Regions from separate parts of the Homo sapiens genome. Here region 2 is linked to region 1. A link is a loop called in an ENCODE intact Hi-C map of the cell type or tissue named here. Cell type or tissue: ascending aorta. All regions are shown on one strand. Each heading gives the region's core, and the rest is flanking DNA. Links, peaks and the distances in the headings are about the cores only. Region 1 overlaps FHOD3 (formin homology 2 domain containing 3). Region 2 overlaps FHOD3 (formin homology 2 domain containing 3).

Region 1 (16,597 bases), core at 3,899-11,898:
GAGAAATTCTCATTATAGAAAATGCCTTCCTGACTCTTTTACTTAAAGGAGCCCCTTGGTCACTAACACATCACCCTGATTTATTTATTTTTTTTGAGATGGAGTCTTGTTCTGTTGCCCAGGCTGGAGGCAAGTGGTGCAATCTCAGCTCACTGCAACCTCCACCTCCCAGGTTCAAGTGATTCTCCTGCCTCAGCCTCCTGAATAGCTGGGACTACAGGTGCGCACCACCATGCCTGGCTGATTTTTGTATTTTAAGTAGAAAAGGTGTTTTGCCATGTTGGCCAGGCTAGTCCTGAACTCCTGACTTCAGGTGATCTGCCTGCCTCGGCCTCTCAAAGTGCTGGGATTACAGGCATGAGCCATCGTGCCCAGCCACCTTGTTTCATTTGAGACAGGGTCTCATTCTGTCACCCAGGCTGGAGTGTGGTGGTGTAAGCACAGCTCACTGCAGCCTCAAACTCCTGGGCTGAAGTCATCCTCCCACCTCAGCCTCTCGAGTAACTGGACTATAGGTACATGCCACCACATCTGGTTAATTTTCTTTAAATTTTTTTTTGTAGAGATAGTGTCTCTCTATGTTGCCCAGACTGGTCTTAAACTCCTGGGATCCAGCAAACCTCTCACCTCGGCCTCCCAAAGTGCTAGGATTTCAGGCATGAGCCACTACACTCGGCCTTTTCTATCCACGTCCTTTATCATGACCTGAAATTGCTACAGACGCTTGTTCACCTACTATATGCCTCTGTTGCCTCTAAGAATGTAAGCTTCACAGCAGCGAAGAGGCTTTATCTGACCCATGAGCTGTTCAGTCAGCATATGTGTGAAGGGTAGGCCAGCCCGTCCTCTGAATCCATCCCTCTATGCTGTGTGGAGTGAGCCCTCCCAGCCCCCAGCCTCCCTTTCTCACCTCGTAGTAGCCCCCAGCAAAGCCAAGCCCCGCCTCCGCCCCAACCATTGCGATGAGGGCAAGTCATGCCCTGGGCTGCCATTCTGGAGGTAACCTCCTCCCCACACAGGGAGCTGAGTACTTTAGAGTGCTGGGAACTCTTCGGAGAGTATCTGCCCTCATAACTTGAGGCCCACGATTGCTTCTCTGCTTCTATTCTGTAGGAATAGACTACATTCCAGTGTATTTTTCTCAACTACACGGTTGGAGGTTGAAGGAGAAGGTATGGCATCACGAGTTGTGCTTTGTACGTTTAGGGCTGAAGAAATTTCTTCAAGTAAATAAAAAGACCTAGCAAGTTCAGGCTTGGCAACTTCCTCAGTGGGTGGACTATTATTATGTGGTTTAAGCCTCTAAATGCCTCCCCAGGAAAGAACCTGGCTGCTGCCCAACCCACTCCCCCCATTAGCTGGTCTCAGCAAGGCCCCTTAGCCCACCTCACAGAGGCTCCCTCTGAGTATCTCTGTGGTGAAGGGGCCTTGACCGATACGGTCTCAGGCACCCAGAATCCCTAAGCCATTCTCCTACATGTGGCTCTCTAATTAAGAAACCACTGTTTTCTAGCAAAGCCTCCTTTTTCTATTGGTCTCAACATGCCTATTCCTGTCTTTCTCTCCTCTGTGATACAGGCTCTGTTTGGAGCTTTTTTGGCACTGTAATTTGTTTTTTTAAAAAAATCCCCAAACATCTTCTGATGCATAATTTTAGGTTTCTATGAATTTGGCTTCTACTGAGTTTAAGTTTATGTGGATGTACCTTTGGAAGCTTTACTATGTAAATTAATAATAAGCATATTAGTTAAATCACTTTAGGAAAAAAGAGCACTAGAACACTAATTTTGTAGAAATGCATGGTACTAATTTCAAGGACATACTAACTCATCGTCAAAATATGTCCTGCAGGATCCTCCTCAGAAGTACCTTACTAGCATTACTGCATCAACTTGAAAGTAAAAAAGGTACATTCCATCAAAAGAATTCTATGAGCCAACCTCATTAATCCAGAAATCACTTACTCTGATGCCCTCATGTATCTGGAATGCAGTCAAAACCCTTGGAAGCTTGGAACAGCCACAGTGGAGGCCACACACCCTCTCCAAGTCCAAAGACACTGCTCATCCCATAGCTCTTAAAAATCCACCCTTGGTGCCCCTTGCGCTTATGTTAGACACATTTTATAATAAATGGAGTGGATATTAAGATTCACAGCCCACGTCTGCTGAGAAGAGGCAAATCGGGGAGGATAATGACGGAGAAGGAGAGGCAGGCCCAGTGTGGCAGCAAGAGAGAGTGTCACAAACGAGGCGAGTGGAACAAGCTGCAAGGATGCCAGAGCACACACCACAGTGTGGCCCAGACATGTCAGCAAAGCATCACTCCAATCTGAACTTTCTGATTTCCAGCTTTGCCTGGCATGCCTTCACGTGGTAACGAAGGGTTTCACTACAACTTACAGGCTCAAGCACCTGCCCATTTGTCCAGCACCGAGAGAAATCAATTGGAATTGATTCTCATTCTTATGGAGCATCCAAGGCCATGGAAGACACAGCAGTCACAAAGCAGTCACACAGGAGTACAGGGCAACAAGCAGGCAGCATCAGCATCAGTGGTCTCAAGACAACCAAGCTGGTGGAGAGGGAGTAGATTCGCTGTCTCTGGAGGCTCTGCACGGCCACTTACTAAGGCCTTTGCAGAAGGAGTTCAGAGCCTGCAGAGGGTGGACTGGCTGACCCCATGTAAGGTCCCTGCGAATCCAAGATTCTCTGCTTCTACTTTCAACAGCGTCTTGAGTGCCGGGTTGCTGAGGACAGATGCAAACAGAGAGCTTTCTTAGAGGACAGCTCCGGCATTGTAGATGAGAGCAAGGCTCAGAACTGGATCCAGCCAGCCCTTTCCAGCTTCCATGGAGCAAAAGAACCATGTGATGGCTTTTGGGGTCCTGTTCACACAAACAACCTCACTTTCTTTGGGCTGGAGAAACACACTGGAGCTCTAGATCCAGCCTTTGGGCTTTCTGTTACCTACATTTTCTTTAATTACAATCTAGGAAATACTAGTATTCCATTTTTAGTTGTCTGTTATAATAAAGACTATGTTTATGTTGTTCTAAAGCATGCAGCTAAATCACAGTATATAACAGAAATCTGAAATAATCCCCTTGCATACGGGGGGTGCAAAAGCAGGAATATACAGATGGCTGTGAATTGTTACACATTTCATAATGATTTAGCACATTTTGGGGGTTACTGAGCTGAGCTTTACTTTCTATTGCAGCTATCATTTTGCACTCTCAAAATAAAGGCTAAAAGCCTTCAGAGGACCAGAGATTCCTCTTGACCCAAGGAAGTAACATTTGTCAAGTCAAGCCTCAGTCCAGGGATTGAACCTCCATATTCCATAAATAACACAGGGCTCAATGTCAGCTCTGCGACAGGGAGGCTGGGCTGGAGGGAAGGGTAGCAGGATGGTGTCAACAAAGAGCCTTGTTCTTGCTGTTGTTTTATTTTCTAGGTCAACCCACAGGAAGAGTGTGGAGTTGCCTGTACAGAACCTGTGTATCTAGATTTCAGATAAAATGTAATCACCAAATATGTGGGAAGGTAATAAAAAGACAGTCTCTTAATACTTTTACACGTAAAAACAAACTGGAAGTCCTTTCATCTTTTATTGCACTTACAGAAATACAAGAACTATACTTAGCAGGTCAAATATGCTGCTCGTTAAGGAAAAATAAAAGAATTCCAAAAAATCTTCAAATTCCTAATTTCTCTTCTAAAAATTCAACAGCCAAAAAAGAAAACAATTTCCAAACCTCAAGATTGAAATTACAAAGGGGGTTGGAAAACCATGCTTCATTTTATTTGTTTCATTTTCCACTAAAACATCATAAATATATGTTATATAAATGGATGCTGGTTATTAAAACTGAATTCGAAAGTGGTAAGATAACTTGATCTATAAAGTTTTACCACATTGTTTACAAGCTCATCAGCACTTTAGAATATACAAGTATTACTATAAAGAAAAAAAGATCTCAAGTGACTTAGGATACAAACTCTTTATTTAAACATTGTATCTCAATGCCATATACTTAAGCTCAGAATTTCTGAGCAAGCAGCTCAGAGTGTGCCCTAAAGCCTTCGTAACTGGTTATCAAACAATCCAACAGACATCCCAGACTCCAAATCTCAACCTTCCCGACCTCTAACAGGTTATCTGTAACATGAGGTGTATATTACCAGAAATAAAGTATAGGCCCAAACATATTAACTAAGTACAGAACTCTGGGTCTTGTTTTGCAGGTGTCCTTCAAGGGAGAGTGTGGAGACTATGGTTGGCACATCCACCAGAACAGGAAGTCATGAGCACCGAACCCATGTGGTCCAGCCTCAGGGCCTGATGGCCAACCTGCTTATGACACAATGCAATTTGCAGAAGGTATAGTAACCAAGTGTAAGGCTGGGTAGCCCTTAGGATTTTGCTAGCGAACAGGAAATCTTACAGAATGTAAAATATAGCAGACAACTCAAAATAATTAAAAATAACAATAAATAGTGCTACAAATTGGCATTTTCTTCTTCTATTTTTTTTTCCAGCACCAGGCTGGAGTGCAATGGCGCGATCTCAGCTCACAGCAACCTCCACCTCGAGGGTTCAAGCAATTCTCCTGCCTCAGCCTCCTGAGTAGCTAGGATTACAGGCATGCACCACCAAGCCCAGCTAATTTTGTATTTTTAGTAGACATGGGGTTTCTCCATATTGGTCAGGCTGGTCTCAAACTCCCGACCTCAGATGATCCACCCTCCTCAACCTCCCAAAGTGCTAGGATTACAGGCGTGAGCCACCGCGCCTGGCTGGCATTTTCTCTATTGAGATAAAATTCTGGGGCTTAGATGAAGGTTGTGTTACCCCGGAAATCGCCTACATGACCAAGTGAATTTCTATCCTACCTTAACTCTGCTTACCTTTGGGAAATACGATGCCTGAGGTCAGAAGCTCCCCCTCCTGACTAAACTGGCTCCGACTGCTGGGATCCAGGGTGGCCGCTCACTTGGCCTCTGAAGAGTTTCTAACTTCATTATCATCTAACTCTCATGCAAAAGGACACTTCCACCAGCACCCTGACAGTTGATAATCACCATGACAACAATGAGAAGAAACCATAAAAGGACAAAAAGAAAAGTGGCATTCTACTTTGAGAAGTTCCCCCCACCATCTCCAGAAAAGACATGACTATTCCTTCCCTTGCTTTTAATGCCCCAACCCCTTCATTGAAGATGCCCTGTATCTGTGACTTCCCCACTCTCTCGAACTGAGGAGCTGATTTGTGAACCACGCTTCCACTTCTCAATTCCATGGCCATCGAATAAAGCCTGTACTGCTTGGTGCTCACTTTTGGTTTTGTGTATTGGCTTCACAGCACCAATCAGGGAAAGACCCCCCTTTTTTGGGGACTGGCTTTGTCAGTAAGAGCTTCTTTAAAGAACCATTAATAAAAGTGGGCAAGAGTCAGAAAACATCCACTTGGCTAACTTTCTCTTCAGATATTCAAGGTAATTATGAATAATTGACAAAATGTAACACGCGGCCAGGCACGGTGGCTCATGTCTGTAATCCCAGCACTTTGCGGGGCCGAGGTGGGAGGATCACGAGGTCAGGAGTTCAGCCTGACCAACATGGTGGAATCTGTCTCTACTAAAAACACAAAAATTAGCTGGGCATGGTGGCGCATGCCTGTAATCCCAGCTACTCAGGTGGCTGAGGCAGGAGAATCACTTGAAGCCAGGAGGCGGCAGGAGGTTGCAGTGAGCCGAGATCGTGCCACTGCACTCCAGCCTGGGCGACAGAGTGAGACTCTGTCTCAAAAAAAAAAAAAAGTAACATGCACATCTTTTATTGTTTACTAAGGAATACCAAAATCCCTGCACTAAGATATTGCCCGAAGGAGCATCTTGATAGTATATGCAGAATGAAATTCGTGGTTGAGGGAAATCAACAAGATTGGGTACTTTTCCAGTTGGCAGCATTCCCATTTTCAAATACAAAACTTCACATTCTAAGGAGGCTATGTAACTTGTCGCATAGCCCATTTCTGGAAGAAGTTAAAGAAAAACCCAGGTCAATCTGATTCTTTCCACTATACTATGGAGGTTCCCATCTTTCACTCTGGTGCAAAAACTTAAGCCTTGGGAAAATGTGACAAATATTATCTTCTGAGTAACAATAAAGGTGAAAGAACTCTCTTAAGTAAATAACCAGCCCTGGAAACATGAAAATGAACAGCTAAAACCCAGGTTTGGCAAATGTGCTGTTAGAAGAGTGTGGCAGGCAGCTCACATCTCTTTGGAGTAGGGGGAGAAGGGCTGGCAGATGGGGGCTAGAGTAGAGAGTGGCAGAACCCTGCAGGCTCCCAGAAGCCTGTGCTGCTTCTGGTACTCTTGCTCATCCAACTCTCCTAGAAAAGGGCAGAACATCTCTCTGGAAGGAACAGCATGCTGCCTACTTTGGTGTTTCTGCATTTCCCTAAATGTTCTTCCAGATTAGAGCCACCCACTTCTACTCTTCCTCCAACTGCTAAAACTCATCTGGTTGCCCTGGGCTACAGGGGCAGAAGAGTCAAAGGTGCACCCTTAGTTTCTGCTTCTTGCGTTCACAAAAATAATGTCTTTGTAAGTTAAAATTCTGGTTTATCAGCAAGCCTCTTAAGAATTGAGGAACCACAATCAGCTCCCTGAAGATGATCATCTCAGAGTGAATGGAAGAAACTGCTGTTTAGCCCTGTGTCTGGAGACCTGTCTGGACAGTGGGGCCCCCTCAGCCTGCTGCCCTCTTTGAGGCCTGGCCTGAATCACTTCTCTCTCACTCTGAGGTCTTCCTAAAACAATAACTAGTAAAACTTGCTTTTTCCCTTTTTTTTCCTACTGAGATTATTCTCACATGGGGGACTCTAACATATCAAATCAGTGAGAATGAGTGTTCTGGGTATGCACAGCCAAGTGGCCGGTAGAAGAGCAACAGCCCTAATGAAGAAGCTGGCACTTTATACCCACAATGACTCCAACACAAATATTACATGACTATGCCATTAAAACCCATGGAATTTTAGAAATCTCATCGAATATAATGTTGATAAACATGCAAAAATTCAAACACAACCTCATTCACTAAACATATTTTTATGCCATTAGAAACAAAGCTCTTTAAACACAGCACAGCATTGGAAACAATTCGATTAACAAGATGAGAAAAGTCGAATGAATAATAGTACATTCATATGACTGTATATTATGTAGGCATTAAATATTGTAGTTTAAAAATTTTGTAGTAACAAAGGAAATGCTTATAATATACTCAGAGTTAATTTTGTAAGAAAAATTTAAAAAATCAGAAGAAAAGGTACCAAAAAATGATGATCTTTATGTGGTAGTGTTTCTAGGTAATTTTTATTTTACTTTTTTTGTATTTCTAAAGTTTTATACAAAGAGAGTATGTTATTTTTGTAATCACAAAAAAATTCAGTAAATGTTTTAAAAAGTTATTTTTTACTATCAAGATTTCCATATTATACCAGTAAACTTTAGCTATTTTAGTTTTTTGAGAAGGGGTCTATGTGTTATTCAAGCTGATCATGAACTGGGATCCAGGGATCTTCCTGTCTCAGCCTCCCGATAGCTGGGACTACAGGCCACCATGCCCAGTTGCCATATTTTTTCTTTAATCTGTAATCATTAACTGAATTATAAAAAAATTAGTCTTAATTGAATTTCTATTAATGAAATATATTTCAATTCAATTAATGTGGGAATTATAAACACAACATCCAATATCAAGGATGGATTTAAGACAATAGTGCAATTCAAGGAACTAACTATAATGTTCTAGCAACTCCCTTTGCCTGGACCATATAGAATTTGCTGGCTGAGTACATCTCATGCTATTGCAGTATATTTACAGTGTTTTTATAATATTAACAATTGGACTTCTGGCTTCCAGCTGGAAAGATGTCGAGTGTCACTCCCAACCTAATAATAAGAGAGAGACAAACAATCTTTCACGCCATAACTTTTCTTGAGCCCATCATATACCTGGGGTTGCAGGAAAACCAAGTAGCCTGAAATCTAGGGAGGGAGAGTGTTCTATCCACCCAGAAAGGGTGAGAGGCCAGCAATGGACTATCATCTGAGGCAGGGTAGGGGAGGAAAATGAAGCCATTTATACAAAGCAGCAGGAAAAACTCAGGCTGGGCATGCTGGCTCACGCCTGTATTCTTAGCACTTTGGGAGGCCAAGGTGGGAGAATCACCTAAGCTCAGGAGTTTGAGACCAGACTGGGCAACATGGTGAAACCCCATCTCCATTCAAAACACAGAAAATTAGCTGGGTGTGGTGGTGTGTTCCCTGTGGTCCCAGCTACTCAGGAGGCTGAGGTAGGAGGATTGCTTGAGCCTGGGCTGTTGAGGCTGCAGTGAGCCGAGACTGTGTCACTATACTCCAGCCTGGGTGACAGAGTGAGACTCCGTCTCAAAATAATAATAATAGTAATAATAATAATAATAATAATTAAACAATAAAACCTCAGATAATAGTTTTAGCAAATTGTCAAATGTCAACTGTGGGCTACCATGAGAGCATAAACCCCTTGGAACTGCAGACACAAAGGGATTTGGCAGCCACCAGTAGGCTGCTCTCCATGGCACTCACAAAGAAGCTGGGGGCAGGGCTGGGACCTAAGAAACTTTCCCAGTAGTGCAGGCCTAGCGGTGCACAGCCACACAGCAGGCAGAACAGCAACAACCCTAAAGGAGGAAGGGAGCAGCCAGCACTGTGAAAAGGAGGGGAAACCCCAGCCAGAGGCTTCTCCTCTTTGAGACAAAAGCCTTAAGCCACAGGGAAGGTCAACAAGGTGGGGGAGGAGAAGGGAAAAGAATAAAACCCTGTACTCCTAGGGCAGGGGCAGGAAACCATACTGGGCATCTCCTGTTGCTTAGTGTTTTACGTCTTCTTCACTATTATCACTCCCATTTTGTAGATGAAAAAGCAACCCACCCCAAGGATGGTGCAGGCGTGTGTGACCCCAAAGCTCTGGCACTGACTGTCAGATGCAGCATATCGTGATTCCAGGAAGGCCTTGTGACCCCAATGAAGAAACACAGCTGGATGGTCAGAGTTCAACGGCTTCCCACTAATTGTACAATGACCCTAAAATGCCTTGACTGATCAGTGTCAACCTGCAGGCTGCACTGGTTTATGCATTCCTTGTCTCTGTCCCACTAGACATTTTCATCAATGGCATGGAAGATCTGCTTATTCATTTTTTGTTAAATAAAATTAGCACTAACAGTTAATAAGAGAAAGAAGCAGAACAGAATTCTTAATTATCTTGAGGCTGGAACTCTGGCCCACAATCAATGGGGGAAAAATGCAAGGCCCTGAATTTAAACGTGAATCAATCAATCGCAGACACGCAGAATGGAAGAAACTGGCAGATAAAAATGTGTGACAAAAATCCGGAAGGCTTAGTGGATTACCGGTTCAAACGGAGGCAACAGCCAAGGCTGCTGCTAAAAGATGTAATATATCAGAGGTGGGATTTGTGGAAGAATGACATCGCATCCCAGCTACCATATTACTATTCTTTGTACTACATGAACAGAAGAGTTGGTAACCAGTATGATGAGGAGCTGAAAATTATATCCCCAAGTACTATCTGTAGCAGCCATCAAGTTTAGCTTGGACAGGGTTCACATGGTAACTGCCTGTAAATACTTTGCTTCCACAGCAAGTCAGAGTGTCTTGTTCAACAAAACAATGCACAAGCATTTGGTTAATGACAGGTAATGCATGTCCGAAAAAGGAAGGCTTTCCACCAATTCCAGCATGCAACAGTATTCCTGGGCAACCTAGGCAAATGATTTGATGATCCCTCTGCATCTAGAAGTATGAGGAATGGGACTGATGATGTCAGGAACACCTTTAACATGACATTGCCATCTCTTCAAGGCTAGGATTCTATTATTTACATTACGTAACTTACAAAGGTCTTCAGCTCTCACCCCCATATTTGGGTCATCTGAGCAGATCACACAACAGTGACATGCCAGTGGCTCCAAGACCAGAGGGCTCACCGAATCTCCTCTCCTTGCCCATCAGCCAGTGTCTCCTGGGGCACATGGAGCACCAGGCTCCATGGCACTTAGCTCTCTTTGGGAATATTTCCTTCATCTCCAAACCAGTGTGTCCAAAGTTTTCTTGCCAACAAACCCCAATGTCCAACTCTTCTACTGCCATTGGCACTGCCATATTTCTAGCTGCAGAGTCAAACTGTGACCCCCAACCTTTGATTCCTTTTATTTTCCTATATCCAGAAATCTCCTCCTAGAAGGCTAGTCCTCAAAATGTCTCTATTTTTTCATTATTCTGTTTCCACTGCTACTCTCACCTCACAGCTGTGATACTGAGCTAACCCTTCCCACCCAGCTTTCCCATCCCTGTCAATTTCCCCTCCTCCACCACTCCATTCTACACACCACGTTACTTATTTTTTCTTCATTTTGCAGTCCTAAACAAACTTTCAGCAATGTCCCCAGTGTTGGGGGTGGGGTGGCTGGCGGGTGGGCTCATAGGTTCTCTAATGTATATGACAGAGAAAGAGAGAGCGCATGAGCACGAGCATGTATGTATGTGTGTGTACGTGCGTGCAAGGAGGGCCTTGGCCAGGGCTCCTCCAGATAGGCCTACATAGGAGTAGGGAGGCCTGCACACCCTCACACAAGTAGAAAGGAAGTCTGGAGACCTGTGATCAGCAATATGGGGCACAGATGGAAGGATGAGATCCAATGGGGCTGATGGGAACTTAGACAGAGCAAGGCAAGCTAACCTGGAGAGCAATGCAGACAGGGAAGCTTCCATGCCAGCGCCCTGAGGCACCCCTAAGAGGCAGCAAGGAGGTGAGAGTTTGCCAGGCTCAGGGCCCTGAGGCCTTCCCCTTGGGCCAAAAGAGGATCCATAGAGATAAAGAGACAGACTCTCTGTGCTGGGTGACAAAGGGCCATGCTGTATAGACTGAATCATCTTACTCCAATTAATTAGAATTCCAGATGTATGAAGAGAAAAAAATCCACATCCTGTGATAAGTCATGGGCCTGGCATCTGCCTCTTACCTCTGACTGGAGAGTTTAAAGATTGGCTCTTGTAAATAGAAAGAAACACTTTATTGAAAACACTTTTTTCTTTCTTTTAAAAAGTCATTATTTGGCTACGAATGCATTATTTTCTCCCCTGGCTATGAGTCTCAAATATCTGCAAATATGCATTGCATAATGAGCCTCTGGCAGGCTGCAAAATCACATCTTGTTGCCTTTCATGGAAGAAAAATGATGAATTATGAAAACACAGTGACAAGATGTTTCTGCTCCAGTACTTCCTTTATCAACTCTGTGACTGTATAAGGCAAAGGCAACTGGATGTCAAGGTAACCTTTCCAGGTTAAGATAAATCTGACTCTTTGTCAAAAGGAAATGCTAGGGCCCCTGGCTTTGCTGATTTCTTAATTTGAATTGGGGAAAACCCATTGCAGCTGTATTGACCAAACTGTATGTTTAAGGAGGAGACTGAGGCCTCCTTCTCAAAATCTAAGGGTCTTGGGTTGATGTATCTGTTGTTCTTTTCAATTTCTCATTATTCAGATGGGGGTGAGGGAAGAGTATCAGCAGACACTCTATTGGTTTTGTAAATAAGAGGTGATCTCATTAGAACTATGTAGACTGGAAATAAACTTGGCAGCTACTGCCTTTGTTAACTTTCAGCAACTCGCCTAGAACAGAGCACACCCTGCAGGGGGGCAGGAGACCTTCATGTGACATCACAGTTAGTGGGATGGGCTGTGGCATCACTGTTCCCCAGAATTCTCCTTTCCAACAACACAGTGAACTCCAAGGCACAGGCTGACTCTTGGCTCCACTCTCTTGTCCTCATTATGACCAGCACAGTGCAGAACACAGGAGCCAGAGACTATTCTAGACCTGCCTTTGGGAAAATAAAAGATGAAGACAGAAATCCACACAGATCCAGTGCTGACGGCCCAAATGGCTAGGGAGGAGGCGAGTGTGCCACCTTAGACAGAGGCCCTGAAGAGGCAGCCCAGAGTCCTGAACCACCACTGAGGAAGCACACACCGAGTGCACCGTGTAGGATGGGGAGGCTGGGAAAGCACAATTCCTACAAATGTATTTTTGAAACTTTTTAATTTTATAATTTTTCCATGTTATTTAGAAATGCAATAAAGATTTTCCTGTGTGTTTATTCTTTCCTGATTGTTTATTTTCCTTACAGAATGATTCCAAAGTAATATCAATATGATGCTGTTGCCACATCAGAGACTCTGAGCCATGGCATGCATTTCTGTTATTTCTGTTTTTTTTTTTCTCTGCTGCTCTTCTTCTTTTCCTCCTCCGTGGTCCTTCTCCTCCCTCTTTTCTATCTCTCCCTCTTCTTTTCTTTGTGCCTTTCCTCTCTTAGTCTATTTTTGCTGCTATAAAGAGAAATACCTGAGACTGGGTAATTTATGAAGAACAGAAATTTATTTCTCACAGTTCTGGAGGCTGGGAAGTCCCAGATCAAGGCACTGACTGTGAGGGCCCAGTCTCTCTGCATCCAAGATGGTGCCTGTTGCTGTATCTTCTGGAGGGCAGGAAGGTTGTGCCCTCACATGGCAGAGAATCAAAAGAGAGCAAATGCACTCCTTCCACAAATCCTTCTTATAATGGCATTAATCCATTCATGACAGCAGAGCTTTCATGACCTAAACACCTCTTGACACTGTTGCATTGGGGATCACGTTTACACCACAAAAATTTAGGGAGGCACATTCAGACCACAGCATTCTCTATGTAATCTCTCCCTGCTCACAGTGATTCTTCCCCATACCCATCCCACCTTCCCTAACCTTGCCCTCACTCTATTCTCTGTCTGGTGATGAGCTAACAGACTGTCAGTTTTTCTATTGTAAGCATGTTAGGTTTTATTTCCTTTTAGAAATAGGGCAAGTTGTTGGTGTTTTATCATGGCCATCATAAAACCATAAAGATATCTTAATTCAGCTGTGTCATGTACAAAAAGTCAATCTTTCTTGCAAAATCTCTTCCCATCTCCCTAGCTTTTATGTCCTTGAGACCATTCAGAGTGCCTTGGGGAGGGAGCAGGTTCCAAATGAACATGAAAGTTAGGGAGGCTTCCCAGCACAAGCAAGGAAAAAGGAGAAAAAACTGAAACAGGATATGAGATATAAATCTTCCCTCGGTCTGGCTGATGCAACCTAGAAAGCCCAGCATTTCACTCAGTGTCCAAGGTCACCTACATCAGTTTCAAAACAGAGTCACTTCCATTTTCCATAGAAAACAAAGCCAAACATTTTTTTTTAAAGATTTTCAATCTTCTGAGGGAAAGCATAGCTGTTTCTAATCTGAAATGGGGAAAAATTCTCTCATCAATAAGTACTAGAAAAAGAAAACCTGAGGGCAAGATGTGAGGGTCACCCACGGATATGGGACCCCATGGGGATTCGCATGCCAGTGCCAGCCACAGAGAAAAAGCCCTTCCAACCACACAAGGACACAATCACCAGGATTCTGAGAAGCCTGAGAAGGAGATACAGCCTAAAACTAGAACCATACTCCTCCCCAAATCAAACCAGGGCTGAGTGCTCCCAAAGGACAGCAGAATCCTTGGGAGGCAGGTGACTCCAGGGGTAGGGCCAGGGGATGGACTCCCCAGCAGAGCACAGCACTGTGAACAGCAGCCTGGAAAGGCTCACTCTAGTGGGGGTGGGCAGTGAACACAGGGATGGGGGACAGTCTGGGCAGACCACATGTGATATGGTTTGGTTCTCTGTCCCCACCCAAATCTCACCTTGAATTGTAATAATTCCCACATGTCATGGGAGGGACCCAGTGGGAGGTAAGTGAATCATGAGGGTGGGTTTTTCCCATGCTTTTCTCATGATAGTGAATAAGTCTTCTGAGATCTGATGGTTTTATAAAGGGTGGCTCCCCTGCACACACTCTCTTGCCTGCCACCATGTAAGATGTGCCTTTGCTCCTCCTCCGCCTTCCGCCATGATTTTGAGGCCTCCCCAGCCATGTGGAACTGTGAGTCCATTAAACCTCTTTCCTTTATAAATTACCCAGTCTCAGGTATGTCTTTATTAGCGGTGTGAGAACAGATTAATCCAATATGCTTTTCAGGGACCCTACAAAGCTATGCTGATTCTGTGACCTGTTTAATTCAGGTTCAAATTCTGTATCCAGGCCCTCAAGATCCCCCACTCCATCTGACCATGTTGCCCACTACAGCCACTCTGATCTCCATAACGTGCCACCCGTACAGCACTTTAACCTTGGTGCATGTGCACCTGCTCAGGACAGGGTCCCTTTCACTACTTCTCCCAAATCCCCCTGCAGTCAGGTCCCTAACACATGCTCCTCCACACCCCGGCAGAAACCAGAGAAGACTATGCCAGAGGCTTGCCCAGCTTTCGGCGCACCTGAAGTGACGGAATAGATCTGCTTCCTTGGCAGGACCTCCAGAGACCTCAGGGACCTGGCAGCCAAGGCGTGGCTGGTGGTGATGTGCCAAAATGCATGGGGAAACCAGCTAGGCTTTCATAATCAAGCACTATTTCCTCAACTACCAAATGGGAATTATATTACTTACCTGACAGTGGCCTCATGAGAATTAAATGAGATCACGCTTATAAAACACCTAGTATGGGCCGGATGTGGTGGCTCCCACCTGTAACCCCAGCACTTTGAGAGGCCAAGGCAGGTGGATCATTTGAGGCCAGGAGTTCAAGACCAGACTGGCCAACATGGTGAAACTTTGTCTCTATTAAAAATACAAAAATTAGCCCAGGGTGGTGGGTCATGCCTTTAATCCCACCTACTTGGGAGACAGGCATGGGATTTGCTCGAACTCAGGAGGTGGAGGTTGCAGGGAGCTGAGATCATGCTACTGTACTCCAGCCTGGCAACAGAGTATAAGACTCTGTCTCAATAAATAAAATAAAATAAAATACCTAGTTTGGTGCCTGGCAAATCCGTAATAAACATTGATTACTTTTATAATTGATGTTAGAGCTGAAAGGTAATCTCGGATTCTTTATCCATATAGGAATATGCATATACATATGTACAACATATAAATATATATGTACACACGAACATGAAATACAGATGGTTCACAGATCTTACATCTATGGTATAACTTTTTTTTTTTTTTGAGACAGAGTCTTGCTCCATCACCCAGGCTGGAGTGCAGTGGCATGATCTCAGCTCACTGCAACCTCTGCCTCCCGGGTTCAAGTGATTCTCCTGCCTCAGCCTCCCGAGCAGCTGGGACTACAGGCGCGTGCCACCATGCCCAGCTAATTTTTATATTTTTAGTAGAGACAGGGTTTCACCATGTTGGCCAGGCTGGTCTCGATCTCGTGATCCACCCGCTTTGGCCTTGCCAAGTGCTGGGATTACCGGTGTGAGCCACCACGCCCGGCCCTATGGTATAACATTTGATTAAATATTAAAAACCGAAGGTTCCAAAGGCACTTGATTAAAGCTTAAGAGAAGAGAAAAGAGAAATGCATTAAAATTTCATGAGCTATTTGCAATTTAAGTGTATCTTAAAATTTGTAGAGTAGTAATCCTCATTTATACTGTAACGGCTTGAAAAAAGCTGAATAAAATTTCTTTCTGCAAAACTGACTCAGAGAAAAAAGAAAGGCAAGTGATATGACAAGTGAACAAAACAGTCAACCATAACTTCCCCTTACCTTTGACCCAATGAGAGTGTACAGCCACTGAATGGTTTCATTGCGGTTTATTACTCCATTCATTCCATCCACATACAACATAATCTGGCCCAAAGCTACAGAAAACAAGAGAAAAAGGAGACATTATAGATGTATATAGAAATATAATCTTCAGTGATCATAATGCTGATCAAGATTTTCATACTTTAAGTACACAGTATGTTAAGAATCAAATCTGAGGAGAATTCCTGAGCTCTGAAATTAACTAAATCTCATTTCAGAGAGAAAGTGTCGAACACTAGAAGAAACAAGGGCTATTCCAGGCTCCCGGAAGATGCAATTAAGGCACCAATCCAGTGATTGTTGTTTCTGTGTGCCTTGATGTATAAATGCATGTTTTTCTGTTTCTATATCTGTGTGTAGTCCCAGACAGGACAAAGATATTCATGAGATGGTGTCTGGGTTGTGGCCTCCCACTGGGGCCACAAGGACAAACGAAGTTTCCAAAAGCAACCTGTCCAGTGCCCCAGTCTGTGGTCAGCAAGTCTTAGATTCTGTGGGATCATCCTGGGTTAATCCAATTTTATTCCAATAGGTCAGCAATAAATGCATAGTTAAATATTATGAGTAATTCCCTTTAAAGATTTTCAAGTAAAAACATCAGGTATCATGAAAATACATGATATCACACATTCGTCACATACCAAATCCTAAATTCTTAGTTTAGGAAAATATATAGTCACCATATACCATCATTATTCTCCAAACAGAAAACACTAGCTATGTTTTTTAAGTAAACATTAAACTCAGTTTTTCAACTCCATTATTATCAAAATAATCTGACTGATAG
Region 2 (16,597 bases), core at 4,910-12,909, 88 kb before region 1:
TGTCTGTAAATTGGGGAAAAGTATCATACTGTGAGTGTGCTCGCAGGAGAAAAGGTGGTAACAGACAGAAAATAGCAAGCAACATGCTTGACATGTAAGCAGCCCTCAAGAATGGGAGTTATAGAAGTATTCCAGGAATGTATATACATTCTATATATATTTTACAGTTGGTCTATGTTAAGACGTAGATGAGCTAGAATCAGCTTTCAATCTAAAACTATTTTCTACCTATCTATCAGGTAATACATTCATTATTTGGGTAACAGGATCATTAGAAGCTTAAACCTCAGCATCATGAAAGATACCGATTAACAAACCAGCACATGTACCACCAAATCTAAAATTTTAAAAAAAGTGATTTTATAAAACTATTTTCTATTATACATGCACTAAAAATATTTTACTATATATCAGTCTCACAATACACTTCTTTAGAATAATTGAACAAGGCAATGAGATGACAGATGAGGACAAAAAAACTTGCAATGGGCTGAAATGTGAATAGAATTAAGGAAATTTCATTCTATGACATTCTATGTCAAGAAGCATCCAAGGACTCAGCATGGTCAAAGGACAGGCAGTGGTATTAGTAACATCACACAAGAGTCTGGACTGTTCACTGAAAATGTGTGTGAAAGCCTTGGAGAGAAACCACAGGGTGAGTATCACAGGAGATGTTAAATCAGAGAATGAGTGGGAGAAGAGAAAATCAAGTAACCGTATGACATATAAGGAAAGGGGTTAGCTATGTAAAGGAGTCTGATGGATCTCTGGAGAATAAAATCTGTTATGGACAATTGAGGCCTTCACTTATGGAAAAAAATCTCCAAAACAAAGAGAAAAATATTTATGAAATATATTTTGCCAATTTATTTATCCAAGGATATAGCTTGGGTAAAATCCTACCTGGATTCAGTGAAAAATATACCTGCAAGGTGGGGAACACAGATCTCAGTGCAGGAGAAAGATGTGACTTTCATATTACAGACTGCCATGAGTCCCACAGATGTTCTCCCTAGAAAAGGTGAGTCACCTATGGCTATCACTCATAGGTGGCAGGGAAAATGGAGGGAAGAAACCACCATCCCTGGCAGCTACAGGGAGGGAGTAACCAAATTCAATATTCCAGGCTCACTATGGAACTATTTCCATCAGCTCTGGACACTAAGGCATAGATAGAGTTTATTTATCTTCCTCATAAAATAAGTTCAGACAAACTTCTAACTTTTGTAAGCTATTATTATTTTGTGGGAATTCTTCCCTGCTGTATCCAGCCAAACCTAATCAACAATCAGAGTAAAGAGGTTTGTAATACCTCTTGCACAGTAATTGATAAAACTGTTATGCATATAATAGATTTGTTTAACCCAATTAATAAGTTTTATCTAATAGATTAACATGTATATAACCTGGTGCCCAAATGGGAGAAAACATATTCTTTCAAATATATAAGGACTACTCAAAAATTGACCATCAATTGTGTCACAAAGCTCAAGAATGAATGCCACAAACTGGTTTCACACGAGCTACCTTACTGATCATAATGCAACTGCATTGAAAATCAATAACAAGGAGATAAATTTGAAAAAAATCCATATAATTGGAAAAACTAAAACATGTCTAATAACTTAGGTCAGAAAAAAAAACATGGACAATTAGAATACATTTAAAGGGTACCATAATGAAAAAGCTGAATATGAAGTTTTGTAGAATACCTCTAAAGTAGTATTTAGAAGGAAATTTATTGTCTTAAGTATTTATATTAGAAGAAAAGAAAGAGTAAAAATTAATGAGTGATCAGCTCAACAATTGGAAAGGCAACAGTGGAATAAATTCAAAGAAGGCAAAAGGAAAAAAATAAAGAGCAAAGACTAATAAAATAGGAAAACGAAGGTGTATAGACAAAAATCAACAAAACTAAAAGCTGGTTTATAATTGTGAAAAACCTAATAGACAAGTTCCATCAAAATTATTCAAGAAAAAGGGCCATAAATGAGCATATTCAGGAATGACAGGTAAATACAATTATAGATATAGTGACCAAAAAACATTACAAAAATAAGGGGAAATTTTTATAATACACTTGAAAAATTAAAGAAATGGATGATTTTCTAAAAACATATAATTGACCAAATCTGATTGAGAAAGAAATAGAAATTTTGAATAGCCCTGTTAACAAAAGAAATTGAGTTAATTAATTACAAATATATTCACACCCATGAAAAAAAATCCACGAAAGTCAGATTTTTAATGTGATTTCTACTACTCAAGGAAGAGTTCAAGTTAGACATATGGAAAGTTTCAGACAACATAAAGAAGAAAAAATCTCCCACAACCCATTTTACATGATTCATATTACTCTGACACTAAAGCCAGATAAGAACAGTGTGAAGACGGCAACTTATATACTATTTGCAATTATGAACACCAACGCAAAAATCTGAAACAAAATCACATTGGGTTTGCCCAACAAATGTAAGGGTAATGTAAGATGACAGTATAAATGAATACAATTTACCACGTTAATAGTTTATTGGAGAAAAACCATGGCTACCTCTGCAAATGCAGAAAAAGCTTTAAATTCAACAACCATTTGTTTAAAAAAAAAAACCCTTTACTATGCTTAGTAATAGAAGAAAACTTTCTTAATCTGACAGTGGGTATTTGGCAAGGAAAATTTTAAAAACTAGAGTAAGTATCTTTTTTTCTTTCTTTCTTTCTTTCTTCTTTTTTTTTTTTTTTTTTTTTTTTGAGACAGGGTCTCATTGTCACTCAGGCCAGAATGATCATGGCTCACTGAATCCTTGACCTCCCGAGCTCAAGTGATTCTCCCACCTCAGCCTCCTGAATAGCTGGGACCACAGGCATGCACCATCATGCCCATTTAATTTTTGTGTTTTTTGTAGAGTTGGGGTTTTGCCATGTTGCTCAAGCTGGTCTCGAACTCTTGGGCTGAAGCAATCCTGCCTTGGCCTCCCAAAGTGCTGGGATTACAGGCATGAGCCACTATACCTGGCCAGTATCATTCTTAATGCTGAAATATTAAGAACAGTTTACTGTTAAAAATAATATAAGGATGTTTCCATCATTGCTTATATTTGACATTATTCTGGTGGTCCAAGCCAGAATACTAAGAAAAGTAAAAAGCATAAGGGAAGGAAAGAAATACAACATCACTATTTACAGATAATCTGACCATCTATAAAGATAATCCAAGAAAACCTATGTTATTTTATTAAGAGTCTAGCAAAGTTTCTATATATAAAACATAGAAATAGCAATTACATTTTTACATTAGCAACAATTTACCAAGTTAATCATAAGCTAACTATGAAATTACTTAACTAATAATATGAAAGACCTTTATAAAACCTTATTAAAAGACCCAAATGAAAGCTATATCACATTTATGTATTGAAAAAAATCAATGCAGTCAGGATGCCAATTCTTTTTTTCCAATTAATACAATTTCAAATCAATATCCCAAAAGGATTTTTCATGAAATTTTATGAGCTGAGTCCAAAATTTTTACACAGGACCTGAGGTTTTAAGGATAACCAAGACAATTTTGAGTAAGAACAAAGCAGAGCACTGGCCACATTCAATATGAAGCCCATTCTGAAACCACAATGATTGCCCGTCAAAGTGGTCTTGGTGCACAAATGAAAACATGGACGAATGGAGTGAGACAGTGAGCCATGACACAGACTCATACACAGATAGAATCCTGATTCATGTCAAATGTGTTATTACACATCTGTGGGGAAGTGATGGACTGTTTAACAAATGGTGCTGAGACAACTTTTAGCCATATAAAACAAAATACAGGCTGGGCATGGTGGCTCATGTCTGTAATCCCAGCACTTTGGGAGGCTGAGGCGGGATCACCTGCGGTCAGGAGTTTGAGACCAGCCTGACCAACGTGGAGAAGCCTGTCTCTACTAAAAATACAAAATTAGCTGGGCATGGTGGCGCATGCCTGTAATCCCAGCTACTGGCTGAGGCAGAAGGATCACTTGAACCTGGGAGGTGGAGGTTGCAGTGAGCATAGATTGCACCACTGCACTCCAGCCTGGGCAACAGAAGCAAAACTCCATCTAAAAAAAAAAAAAATACAACTAGTCCCACCTTATACCAAATATAAAAATAAATTCTAGATAGTTTAAGTGAAAAATGTAAAAGACAAAACTTTACAACATTGAGATCTCAAGATATGGAAGTTTTTTTAGACCAAAGAGCAACCAAAAAGGAAAGATTTGATAAATTTGCATATATTAAAATTTAAAATTTGTGCACATTGAAAGACTACATAAGAATAAAGAAGAGCAACAACCTGGGAGAAACTACTTGTAACATATATAAACTACAAAGGATTAGTATACATTGTACAAAAAGAACCCCTTCAAATCAGTAAGCAAAAGACAAACTACCCAGAGGAAAATGGGCAAAGGGTAATGAGCATTTTAAATGGCCAATACAGATATGAGTGATGCTCATCTTCACTAGAAATCAGGGAAAAGGAATGCAAGCAAAACCCACAGTGATATACTGTTTCACACCTATCAGATTATGGATTGACAAAAATTAATGTCTGATGACACTAACCCATTGGCACAGAATAACTCATACACTGCTTCTAGAAGTCGAAATTAATATAATCATTTTGGAAAAAAAAACACTTAATACATTTGAAGATGTATATATCCTAAAACCTAGCAATTCCACTTCTACGTTTATCTAGAAAGTAACTTTTGCATGCATAAAGAAGATAGACATGTATGGTAAATAATTCTATATGTTGCAGTGTTTTTATTGCTTGCTAGTGGTTAATTAGAATTATACAAATACCTACAAATAAACAAAATATAGTTTGTTTTTAGAAAGGAATACTCTACATCTGTGAAAATTAATAACTAGAATGATATGAACATAGGTAATTCCCCAAAGCAAAATATATAGATAGTGAAAAGTAGACTGAAGAAAAGAAACCATATTCTATCATTTCTATGAAGTTTAAATACATGTATGGCAAATCTACAAGCTAGTGATACATGTACATTTCATAAAAACAAAACCATATCTGAGAATAACAAACACCAAATTCAGTGTAGTGATCATCTCTGGGGAAGAAGGGAAATCAAAGGGATAAGGGTTTCAATGTTATATCTGATACTCTTTATTGCTCTATAACTTTCTAGATTTATCTAAAATTTTCTGTAAGTCCTGAATATATATTTTAAAGCCATTCTATTTCTCTTAAATAAATAAAAGTCCTTCTTAGGTGGATAATTAACTTGTATATCAAATATCTTTGAAACCCCAAGCTAACTGAACATCAATAGTTAGATCCAGTTCTAGAATTCAGAAACACAACCAAAAATAGGGTAGTTTATACAGGAGAATGATTTTAGGAGCCAAATAATGTCTTCTTAGCAGCTTACGTTTTGGGGTCAGATCCTATTTTCTCATTCATCTCTACCCTGGCACATAGAAGAGCCTCACTGTCTGATGAATCAACTAATGATTGAATAAACAGGATGCATGAAGTCAGAATAATATGTATATGCTAGTCTCCGTGCTCCCAGACCCCCAGCCTATTCTCTAAGGTATGATAAGGACCTACAGAGGAGTTTTTTGCACTAGACCCTTCCCACTGGCAACAGCTGAGTGAATGCAGGGTGGGTGCCTGCCCCAAAGGCACCCCATCAAAAGGCAGGCTATCCAGTGGCATAGGAGGCTCCTGGCACAGAAGGCTGAGTTAATCATAGTCATGTCTCAGGGCTGTGCACTGGGAGAGAGATTGTGCATTTGAGAGAAGCAAAAGCAAAAGGGCCTGGAGGTGGGGAGGCCCTTGGTGGCCCTGTATGAGACCAAAGTGTGAGAGGATAAAATAGAGAAGGAGCCAAAGTTGTAGGGAGAAAAAAAAAAAGATGCCAACTGTATGAAGAGAGAAAGGGGGTGGCAGCAGGAAGCAAAGGAACAGAGGAGACCACGTGGAAAGGGACTGAGACATGTGAGTGGCAGAGCATCAGAGGACACAGCTAAGAACTTGCATGGCCAGGGACACCCAGCTTACCCTGATTTCTGGTGCACGGAGGTGGCCATGGAGGGTGGGGACATGATTAGCCAGCCTTCCCTAGGTGTGCAGGAGGCCTGTCCTATGGCTGACAACCCAGTGTGCTGACAATCACGGCAGTTCTTCCCTAGCCTCCCATCGCTGGGAAGACACTGAGCTCAAAGGGCCCTAAGATTCCAGGGAAAGGAAATACAGGACAACAAAAAGTAGTATTGGCATTCAAAAATCCCCAGAAGTAACAGTACATTTCAAGTTCAATTTTTTGAGGAAAAAAATGTTACTGGAAGAGTCAAATCCAGAGCAGTGTGCATCATAGAGTATTCTCAAGTCTTCCTCTTCTTTGCATAAGAGTTTGTGACATCTTATCCCAGAACTTACTCCCAGGGGCACGTGCTTGCATGTGACAGCTTTACATGTTTGTCTTCATGTGAAGTCTCGGAGCTGCCCCAAGATGCTCCCCTCACTGTCTCAGTTAGCGTTATTTGTATTCATATTCTCCTAGCCAAGTGACAGGGGTTCCAGGAACTTCAGCTCTCACTTAGCAAGTCACTGAAACTAGAAAAAGTTTTACTGACCTCCATTTTAAGAATGCAAGAAGAACCACAAAGGGAATTTAAAGTCCAACCAGACACCTAGTTGCTGAATAAATGCATCAAAATTGACAAGCAGCTTCACCAGTGAACAGGAAGAGCCATGGGAGGCTGAAACAAGAAGACTGCTCAAGGCCAGGAGTTCAAGGCCACAGTGAGCTATGATCACGCCACTGCATTCCAGCCTGGGTGACAGAGCAAGACCCTGTCTCTCAAAAAAATAAAAATAAATTTTTAAAAGAAGGGCCTCAAGCCTGTCACAAAATTGAGGGTGGAAGAGGATCTGCATCCCCTGGTATATAAATGTGGATTCAACCCTCAGCACTGTTTTCTAGTCATGAGGCTGTCACTGCACTGAGGCTGTGACAGAAAACACAGGTGCATCGTAAGTCAGGTGAACTTGAAAGCCAAGGCTTCAGTGTCACCAAAACTCAGGGCTCATTGTTCAGATTTCAGCACAGAAGCAATAGAAAGTTCCCTAAACCCAGTATCAGAATTTTTGACTTTCCTTCCTTTTGAAAATATACTCTGAAATCACAGTGGAAATCAATGGCAGACTGAAATTTTAGATCCAAATATTAGTTTAACACATATGTGAGGTGGAGAGGTAAAGTAAATGACTTACATTGTTTTTCTCATAGGAATTCAGCATTTCCATTATCCAAACTTGAATAATAAAAGAATTTGTTTCAGAAAGAACCAAAATATATATATCAGAGGGATATACATATCCCTCATATATGTGTTAAACTAATATTTAATATATATCCCTCTGACATATGTATCTCAGAGAGGGATTTCTGTCCGTGAAGCAATGGAATGGAAAGGGAGCAGGATGCAACAGAAGAAAGGGGTCCTAAGGCAGCTGTGGCTACTCACTCCCCACCTGACCTTGGGTTAGCTTCAGGAATGCCCTGCAGTTCCCTCCTTCCCGCTGAGTGTGGAGGACAGATCGAGGAACCCCTGTCCAGATCCCAGGCTAAGTTCACCCATAGTCTCCAGCCATTTCTTTGTGCCTCTCCCTCTGCCTGCTCTCTGGGAGTGTTCACTACTGTCAGGGACCCAGAAAACCTACTAAGTGGTGATTAGGAATACTTTACTCAGGTTCCCACTTTTTTTGAGAGGGAGAGGTAAAGTAAATGGCTTACATTGTTTTTTCTCATAGGAATTCAACATTATTTCCATTATACAAACTTGAATAATAAAAGGGCTGGTTTCAGAAAGAACCAAAATTACATACTTGATCATGAGAATAACTTCTTAGATTCGGAAATAAACAGTTCATTTGTTCCATAACACAATGGGGTTTTTTAATGCATAAACAGTAACCTCTCCTTTTTCTGACTTCTTGCCTTTTTAACAGAAAAGTGATTTGCCAGAAGAACGATACAAGACAACTAGCCCAATCTCCATCTTAGGTAGTTTGGAATGTCTCTTGGCTCTTAACAGAACAAACCCACTGCCCAGGCTGAGCAAAGACAACACAGACAGATGATCAAAAGCTGAGGGGGAGATTTTCTGTCAATGACAGTCTTTCTTTTTCGATGATGAGTTGGCACTTTGTTTATCTAATTACCTGCAAATAGACTAAACATAAAACAGGAAATCTTTATAAAGATAAGGCTAAGACAAATAGGAGAGATTAAAATATACTAGATTTTTCAGTTGCACTAAGCCCAGAAGAAAAGGATTAAAAAAAGAGGAAGTACACTAGTTTCACTTTTAAAACACTTAAGAACCATTCAAAATATAATTTAAGTCTGCCAGATAGCCTGCAATTACTTTTTGAACAAAGTGAGTAACTTTAAACTCAACAGTCAGCGGGTCACTCTTCTATTTGTTTATTGCACAATAAATCTTTAGCAGACGCACAGTTTCTTATAAAAATAGACACAGAATATTGCAGCAACTCCTTTAAAGAAAAAGCAGTCTCTCTCCATCCCCTTCAATCTAGGCTGAACGTGTGATTGGCTTTGGCCAATGTAGCAATCAGAAATATGATTCGATTCAAGCAGAGGCTTGAAAAGTATCTGCACGCCGGGGCTTGCTCCCATGTTGCCCTTGGGAACCCTACACCACTGCCATTTGAACAAGTCTGGGCGAGGTGGCTGGGCCGTGAGGCATGGTGCCAAGCTGCCCCATCAAGTCAGCTGATAGCCAGACAATTGCTAGATATCAAATGAGATGATCAACGACCGGCTGACTGCAAACACAAGTTAACCCGGCTCAGACCAGAGTAATTTTTCAAGGTGAGCCTGGCCAAAATTACCAACCCATAAGATCATGAGGTAAATGCATGGTTGTTGTTTTAAACCACCATGTTTTGGTGGTTTCTTATGTAGTTAAAAGCTGACTGAAACAGGATGGGTTTTGAAAATATTTTCTCTATTTCTGTCTGAGGAAGTTGGCACTTCATTGGCGGACTCCAATAAAATCTGAAATGTTGAAGCAATTAAAGTTATCTTACAATATGACCTATTAGCAAAACTCATATACCACTGTCCCCTAAAATGTCCCCTAAGATGGCCTCCATGCCAATCAAGCCACTCACCATCTTGCTTCCCAAAGAAGTCTAGTTCCTTTGCCTAGTGGTATCTCACTTCCTCTCTACCCAAGTTCTTCAAGACACCTCCCTTGATGACCACAGTGGACACTGCTCTTTATTTCTCCAGACTCCTGGATGTGTCCTTTCGGCACATCGTCACAAATGATTGGTTCGTTCCTTCACTGTTTTGTGAATGAACATTGTTTCTGGCACGGCTTACTCCCTTGTTGCCTTTGGGAACACATCAGAAGCAGTCCCTGTCGCCTGCTTCTCCTCCTTCCCCCACAGCAACTGTGTCTGAGTGCCATCAATACACACTGACTGAATTTTGTTGTCTACTTCAGTGATATGAGCAATGCCACAAAAACACATGTTGTAGCAAGTGGACAAATTTATGGACAATGAAACCTATCACTTTCGTGTTGCTTTTTTCTTTTGTCTCTCTTTACAGAAATTAGCTTTTCTAATAAAAGTTTCCCATAAAGTAAAAGTTGGCACACTGAACTCATCCAACTTTCTACATCTAACTGGAGTCTATTTCAGTGGTGAAAAAAGGAAAGCTCTTGGACTTCCATTTTCAGTCCATTTGGAGTAACAGGAACCAGATTTACCTGTACCTGAAACAACTAAAAACCAGAAAAAATCTATGAAACAGCAGCACTGAAGAAACTGGCCATCAGATGGTGAAGGCCAGTGATTCCTGAGAGATGAAAAGCAAAGGAGGTGTTCCTCATGATTGCCCTAGCTTACTGATTGGAGAACATTTGCAGGCTGTGGTGCATAAAGGGAAAACCCAGGCAGAGCCTGGAAGTCTCCCTGAGTAGAGGAGACAAAGCTGGGAGTCTAGAGAGGCCAATGGGGATAACACTGGCAGGGTAACATACCAGAAAGGGTCTATACAGAGAGAGAGAGACCTCTGTACATCTGCAGAAGGTTTCCCTCAAGTAACTAGGTGAGGATTGTTCAGCATATGCATGTAAAAAGTAATCTGTGGCCAGTGAAAGAACTATCCAAATGAATTAGAGCAAACAGTGTCTGGAAATTATATAAGGCAGAGAGTACTGCCTGTTCCCAACAGTTACAGAGAAAAACTTCATAATTCAGAGGGAACTGGTTAAAGTTTTAACAAGTGTCTTGCCTCAGTAGTGGAAATATATTGGACTAAACATAGCTCTGGTCCTGCCTAACAAAGCTAATTATGCAAGACCTGCAAGGATCAAACTGTTTCTGAGTTAAGCCCATCCCAGAACAAAGCTCAAAAATATTTATAAGAACACAAACACATCCAGCACCCAGCAAGATAAAATTTACAAAATATGACATCCAATAAGAAATGACCAAGCATGCAAAGAAGTACAAAAATACAAGCCATAATCAGAAGAAAAAAAGTAAATTATTTGAAACCAATCCAGAAATGACACAGATGATAGAATTAGTTGGGGAGAATGATAAAACAGTTATGACTATAGTCCACATATTCAAGAAGCTAGAGAAAATATTTAACATGTTAAAATATGAAAGGTATTAAGAAAGAGACCACTTGAAACAGTAGATTGTCACCACAGAAGAAAAATAATTAGCGAACTTGAAGACACAGCAACATAATTATTCAAAATGAAACACATTCAAAATGAAGCAAAATGAAAAAAATCAACAGACCACCAGTGAACTTTGTGGAAACTTCAAATGACCCAATATACATGCTATTAGAGTTATCAAAAGAAAGGGGAGGTAAAAAGTACCAAACATTTTTAAAGAAATAAGCACTAAGATTTTTCGCAATTTGATGAAAACTGTAAACACACAGATTCAAGAATCTCAAGTCCCAAGCGTAAGAAACATGAAAAAACTACACCAAGGCATATCAAAATCAAACTGCTAAAAACCAATGACAGAGTTAACCTTAAAAGCAGCCAAAGGAAAAAAATGATATGTTACATGCAGAGGTATAAAAATAAAAACAGAAGATTTATCATCAAAAACAATGTAAAGTAGAACAAAGTGGTGCAACATCTTTAGAGTACTGAAAGAAAAAAAAACGCTATCAACTTATAATTCTTTACCTAGCAATAACTGTCTTTCAAAAATTAAGGTGAAATATTTTTTCCAGACATATAAAAACAGGAATAATTCATTATCTAGACCTGCACTAAAAGAAATGTTGGCAGAAGATAAATAATACCACATGGCCATCTTGATTTACACAAAAATAAAAAAGAATTAGAAAAGATAATGACACAGGTAAATATAAGCCTTATTTTATTATTTAAATATATTTAAAAGATAATCAATTGTTTACAGCAGACATAATAACAATGTATTGTGGAGTTTACAACATTTTAAAGGTAAAATCCATGATCACCGTAGCATAAAGGCTGGAAGAAAAAAAATGAAAGTGTGTTGTTGCAGGGTTGTTATGCTATGCATGAAATACATACTATCACTTAAAGGTAGACTATGATAAATTAAAATGTATACTATAAACCCCAATGCAATCACTAAAATAATACACTTATTGCTAATAAGGCAACAAAAGAGAGAAAATGAACTAATCAAGAATATGCAACCCCCCAAAAGGAAGAAAGAATAAAAAGGTGGAACAAATAAAAAATATAAACTCAAACAAATCAATAATCACATTAAATGGTTTAAACACTCCAATTAAAAGGTAGAGATTATCAGACTGGATTAAAAAAAAGATTCAACACTATATTGCCTACAAGAAACATAAAACCTAATTTATGTTCAAATAATAAAAAAGATATACCATATTAATACTATTTTTTTTAAAGCTGAGGCTATATTAATACCAGATAAAGTAGACCTAAGAATCAAGTATGTTACCAGGTATAAAGGTCATTTCAAATGAAAGGAGTCAAGCCATCAGTAGGATATAACAATTGTAAATATTTATGCACCTAATAAAAGAGCTTCAAGATACGAGGGAAAACTAATAGAACAGCAACATATTTTTAAAAATCAAAATTATAGAATGCAGTTTATTACTCTCTCAGTAACAGAACAAGACAGACAAGCACTAAGGATACGGAATACTAGAACAATACCATCAACCAAATAGACATCTACAGAACATTTTACCCCAAAACATCAGGATACATATTCTTTTCAAGTTTACACAGTATATTTGCCACAGTTGATCCTATTCTGGGCTGTAAAACAAATATCAATAAATTTAAAAGTATCCAAGTCATACAACATATGTTCTCTGACCGCAATTTTATTAAATTAGAAATCAGTAACAGAAAGATAGTTGGAATATCCACAAATACTTATAAGCTAAATAAATACTTTAAAATAACCCATGGGGTAAAGACTTTTTAAAAATTGACAGAGAACTTAAGAAGCATATTAAGAGAAGATAAAAACACAACATATTAAACTTTGTGGAATGCAGCAAAAGCAATACTTAGAGGAAAATTTGTAACACTGAATGCCTATATTAGAAAAGATAAAAAGTCTCAAATCAATGACCTCATCTCCTAACTGAAAAAAAGAGCAAATTTTACACAAAGTGAGCAGAAGCAAGAAAATAAAACAAACAGAAAAACAGTATAAAAATTAAATGAAACCAAAAACTGGTTCTTTGTGGTCAAAAAAAAATTGATAAATCTCTAGCCAGACTGATTGGAAAGAAGAGAGAGAAGACACAAATTACCAATATTAAGAATGAGAAATACGATCACTGCAGATTTTACAGATACTAAAAAAAATAATAAGGGACTATTCTGAACAATTACATTCCAATAACTTTGACAACTTAGATGAAATGGAAGAATTTCTTGAAAGACAAATCTACTAAAACTCACTCAAGAGGAAATGGATGATCTGATAAGAATATAAGATAAATATCTATTAGAGGCATTGAATTTGTGGTTTTAAACTTTCCCTTGAAGAAAGCTCCAGTCTTAGATGTCCTCATGGTGAATTCTATGAAATATTTAAGGAAGAGCTAGTACTAATTCTACGCAGCCTCTTCTAGAAAGCTAAAGAGGAAGGAGTATGTTTCCCCTCATTTTATGAGCATTACTCATGTACAGCCATTGTGGAAGACAGGCAATTTCTTAAAAGCTAAACATCCACCTGCCATAAAACTTGGCAATTCTACTTTTAGTAACAACCATGCACTACTTAACATTTCAGTCAACAATGTTCTACAAGATAGTGGTTCCATAGATTACAATGAAGCTGAAAATGTACTATCACCTAGTGATGTTATAGCCATCATAACATTGTAGCACAACTACTTTTCTTTTTTAATAACGTTAGTGTAGCCTCAGTACACAGTGTTTATAAAGTCTACAGTGATGTACAGTAATGTCCTAGGCATGAACAGTAATGTTCATGCTTTCAATTCTGTAAGCTCCATTCATGGTGAGTACCCCACATAGATGTACCATTTTTTTCTCTTTAATACTGTATTTTTACCATACCTTTTCTATGTTTAGATACGGAAATACTTCTCACTGTGTTACAACTGCCTACAGTATTTGGTACAGTTACACGCTGCAAGGTTTGCAGTCTAGGAGTAACAGGCTATACCATATAGCCTAGGAGGACATCTGGGACTGGAGCTTTCTTCATGGGAAAGTTTACAACTACAAATTCAATGTCTCTATCTTTGTTTATCTTATATTAATTCATACAGATTATTTCATCTTCTGTGAGTTTTGGTAGTTTTTGTCTTTCAAGAAATTCTTCCATTTCATCTAAGTTGTCAAAGTTATTGGAATATAATTGTTCAGAATAGTCCCTTATTATTTTTGTATAGCAAAATTGCCCAACACTGCTTTTCTCAGAACATAGCCCCATCATTAAGTGACGAATGACTATATTTACCCAAGAGAAATGAAAGCACATGTACATACAAAGACAACCCAAGTGTCTATCAACAGGTAAACAGATAAATTATGGTTTATGTACACAATGGAATACTACTCAATCAAAAGAAATTGAAACACACAACAACATGAAGGAATATCAAAACAATTATACTAACTGAAAGAAGTCAACTCCCCTCAAAGAGTATATACTGCCTGATTACACTTATATAAAATGCTAAAAACACACATGCAAATGAATCTACAATGAAGAAGCAGATCAGTGGTTGCTTAGGGATGGGGAAGGGCAGCAATAATCACAAAGAGGCAGCAGAAGATTTTTGGGGTGATGGATATGCACATTATCTCCATTGTGGTCAGGGTTTCACTGTTGTACACATACGCCAAAACTTATGTGCTGTTTCTTGCGTGTCAATTTTACTGCAAAAGCTGTTTTAAAAAAATATCCCTTGGTAAGTTCAAGTTAAGTAAAATCTTATTTGCGAAAGATGCAAACCTTCGATGTTTCCTATTTAAAAAGTAAATTATCATCTCTGGTAAAATATTAACAAAAGCAAAAACTAAGTTCATAAAATATCTGATACTTGAAATTAGCACTTAATTCACAAGTAGATAATTTGATATGAAGACTTAGAGGTCAAAAATAATAATAAAATGGCATTGAAATGATGCTGAGCAATGAGATCGTCCTCACAACCTGGCTATGAAATTGAGGATCACCCTGTCTAATGATACAGGACAAGAGGTAACTCTAAGTTATGCCCAGTTGTAAAAGGCATTTGCTTGCCCTGAAAAAAGAAAAATTAAGAATCTTCCTTCATAGCTTCAGGGTCATATCCTAGCTCTCATGATGAAACCAGCAAGCCCCAGAGGCATCTCCAAGAAACAGGCAGCTTTTCTCATCACCACTGCTACAATCCTGAAGACAGCCATCATCAGAGACTGGATGTGGATTTCAGTCTCCCTCTTGCTTTCTATTCTCCAGCCTGTTGCACACACTGCTTCAGTGCAGATCTGAGCTCCTTGGCCATGGGAAGGAATAGCAGGGCTCACGCAGTGTGCTGTGGAGACTGGTCCCACATGGAGTCTCACATTACTGTGCTGGCTCATATCTAGAGCATGAAGCCATTCCTCCAGGCCCTGGCTGTTGTCATGCTTCAGCCTGTCCACTGGCCCCTTTGTAGGCCCTGACTTTGGCATACAGCAGTTCTTGCCAGTTCTCTCATTCCCTCTTAATTTCCACCCTCCATCTAAGACCAAGTGAGTCCTCCGGCCCAAAGGAGGTCAGTCCTCTCCTGTCACAGCCCCAAGTCCACCTGTTTGGCTTCACAATTTGCCAATCTCCTGGAAGCTTCCCAAAGCGCTGACTGCCACCAGCATCTCCTGTGTTACGTGGCTCCCAGGCCTTGCTGGCCAGGACCAAGGCACATTCTTCCTTCCCATCTCCTCTCTGCTTCTTCACTCCAGGCCAACTCACTCTTCTTTTGCACACTTGCCTCTTCTCTAAATGCTAAATTGATTCCAAATGGTCTCCCATCTTTCCCAGATTTGCAAAACCCTGTTTTGAAGAAAGATATGGACTCGCTCCATTTTCTTATCCCCCTCTTAACCTCCCTGCCCCCCCACCAGGCCAATCTCAGAGCAAATAGCAATTTGCCTTACATTAGTGACTCAGTTTCCCAGACCTTTTGCCAGGGGTATCCCCCACAACAACAGAGCACCTGTGCTAGGCCCCCAGTTTGATTGCCTCTCTCTTTTCAGCTCTCCTATGAAGGTTCATTTTCTTCGCAGCATTCACTGCAGTGGAAACTCTTTATTTGCAGATGATTTGCTCATCTTCTGCTTCTGCCACTGAAGTGTAAGCCCTGTGAAGTCAGGGACTGTGTCTGATTCAATCGATACACTCAATAAGTACTTGTTGAATGAAATATATGAGTATGTAAGACTTGTGTATCCTACATACATAATTTCCAAAATTAACTGGAAACTCAGTATCCTTCCATTATAACAATAAAACTTATTTAGTCCTCATTACTGGGCTTTGAGGGAAGGAATGGGGAAAGAGATAGGAAAACAAACATTCAGTGATCTAGCAATATACATTTTCTTTTTTGAGACAGGGTCTCACTCTGTCACCCAGGCTGGAATGCAGTGGCATGACCTTAGCTCACAGCAGCTGCCAACTCCTGGGCTCAAGTGATCCTCCTGCCTCTGCCTCCTGAGTAGCTGCAACCATGGGCATAAGCCACCACACCTGGGGTCTCTTTGTTGCCTGGGCTGGTCTCAAGCAATCCTTCCACCTCAGCCTCCCAAAGTGCTGGGATTATAGGCATGAGCTACTGCGCCCAGCCCAGTAATACATTTTTCTGAAGGAGAAATCTCAATCTCAATCTCTCTCTCTCTCTCTCTCTCTCTCTCTCTCTCTCTCACATACACACACACCCCTTTTTGCTCTGTGATCTTTGTACAATAATGGTACAAAACTAATGTAGCAAGTGACAACTGGAAACCATGGCAAAGATGGGAG

What was found. A loop is a pair of places that touch in the nucleus more often than their neighbours do. Peaks named below come from ENCODE experiments on the same cell type or tissue, not always from the same donor. Only the 100,000 strongest peaks of a DNase experiment are listed, where the experiment ranks them.
Region 2: it touches region 1 in a loop (2.4-fold over the local background); 5 of 110 quality-filtered maps call a loop at or near these places.

What each region holds. Positions count from the first base shown.
Region 1 is chr18:36,575,717-36,592,313 of GRCh38, reverse strand. FHOD3 (formin homology 2 domain containing 3) reads right to left here. Exons shown (of 29, transcript NM_001281740.3): 6 at 15,769-15,863. Among named protein-coding and RNA genes, the nearest start is that of TPGS2, 240 kb to the left of the region's middle. RefSeq lists a silencer at 8,627-8,676. In ascending aorta, for the core only: CTCF peaks have their summits at 6,750, 6,953 and 11,783; DNase peaks (open chromatin) are centred at 11,033 and 11,893; H3K27ac peaks cover 4,923 bases.
Region 2 is chr18:36,664,679-36,681,275 of GRCh38, reverse strand. The region is part of intron 14 of FHOD3 (formin homology 2 domain containing 3); the gene reads right to left. Among named protein-coding and RNA genes, the nearest start is that of TPGS2, 160 kb to the left of the region's middle. RefSeq lists a silencer at 6,758-6,984. In ascending aorta, for the core only: no CTCF peak of the experiment used is centred there; a DNase peak (open chromatin) is centred at 8,748; H3K4me3 peaks cover 1,119 bases; H3K27ac peaks cover 3,071 bases.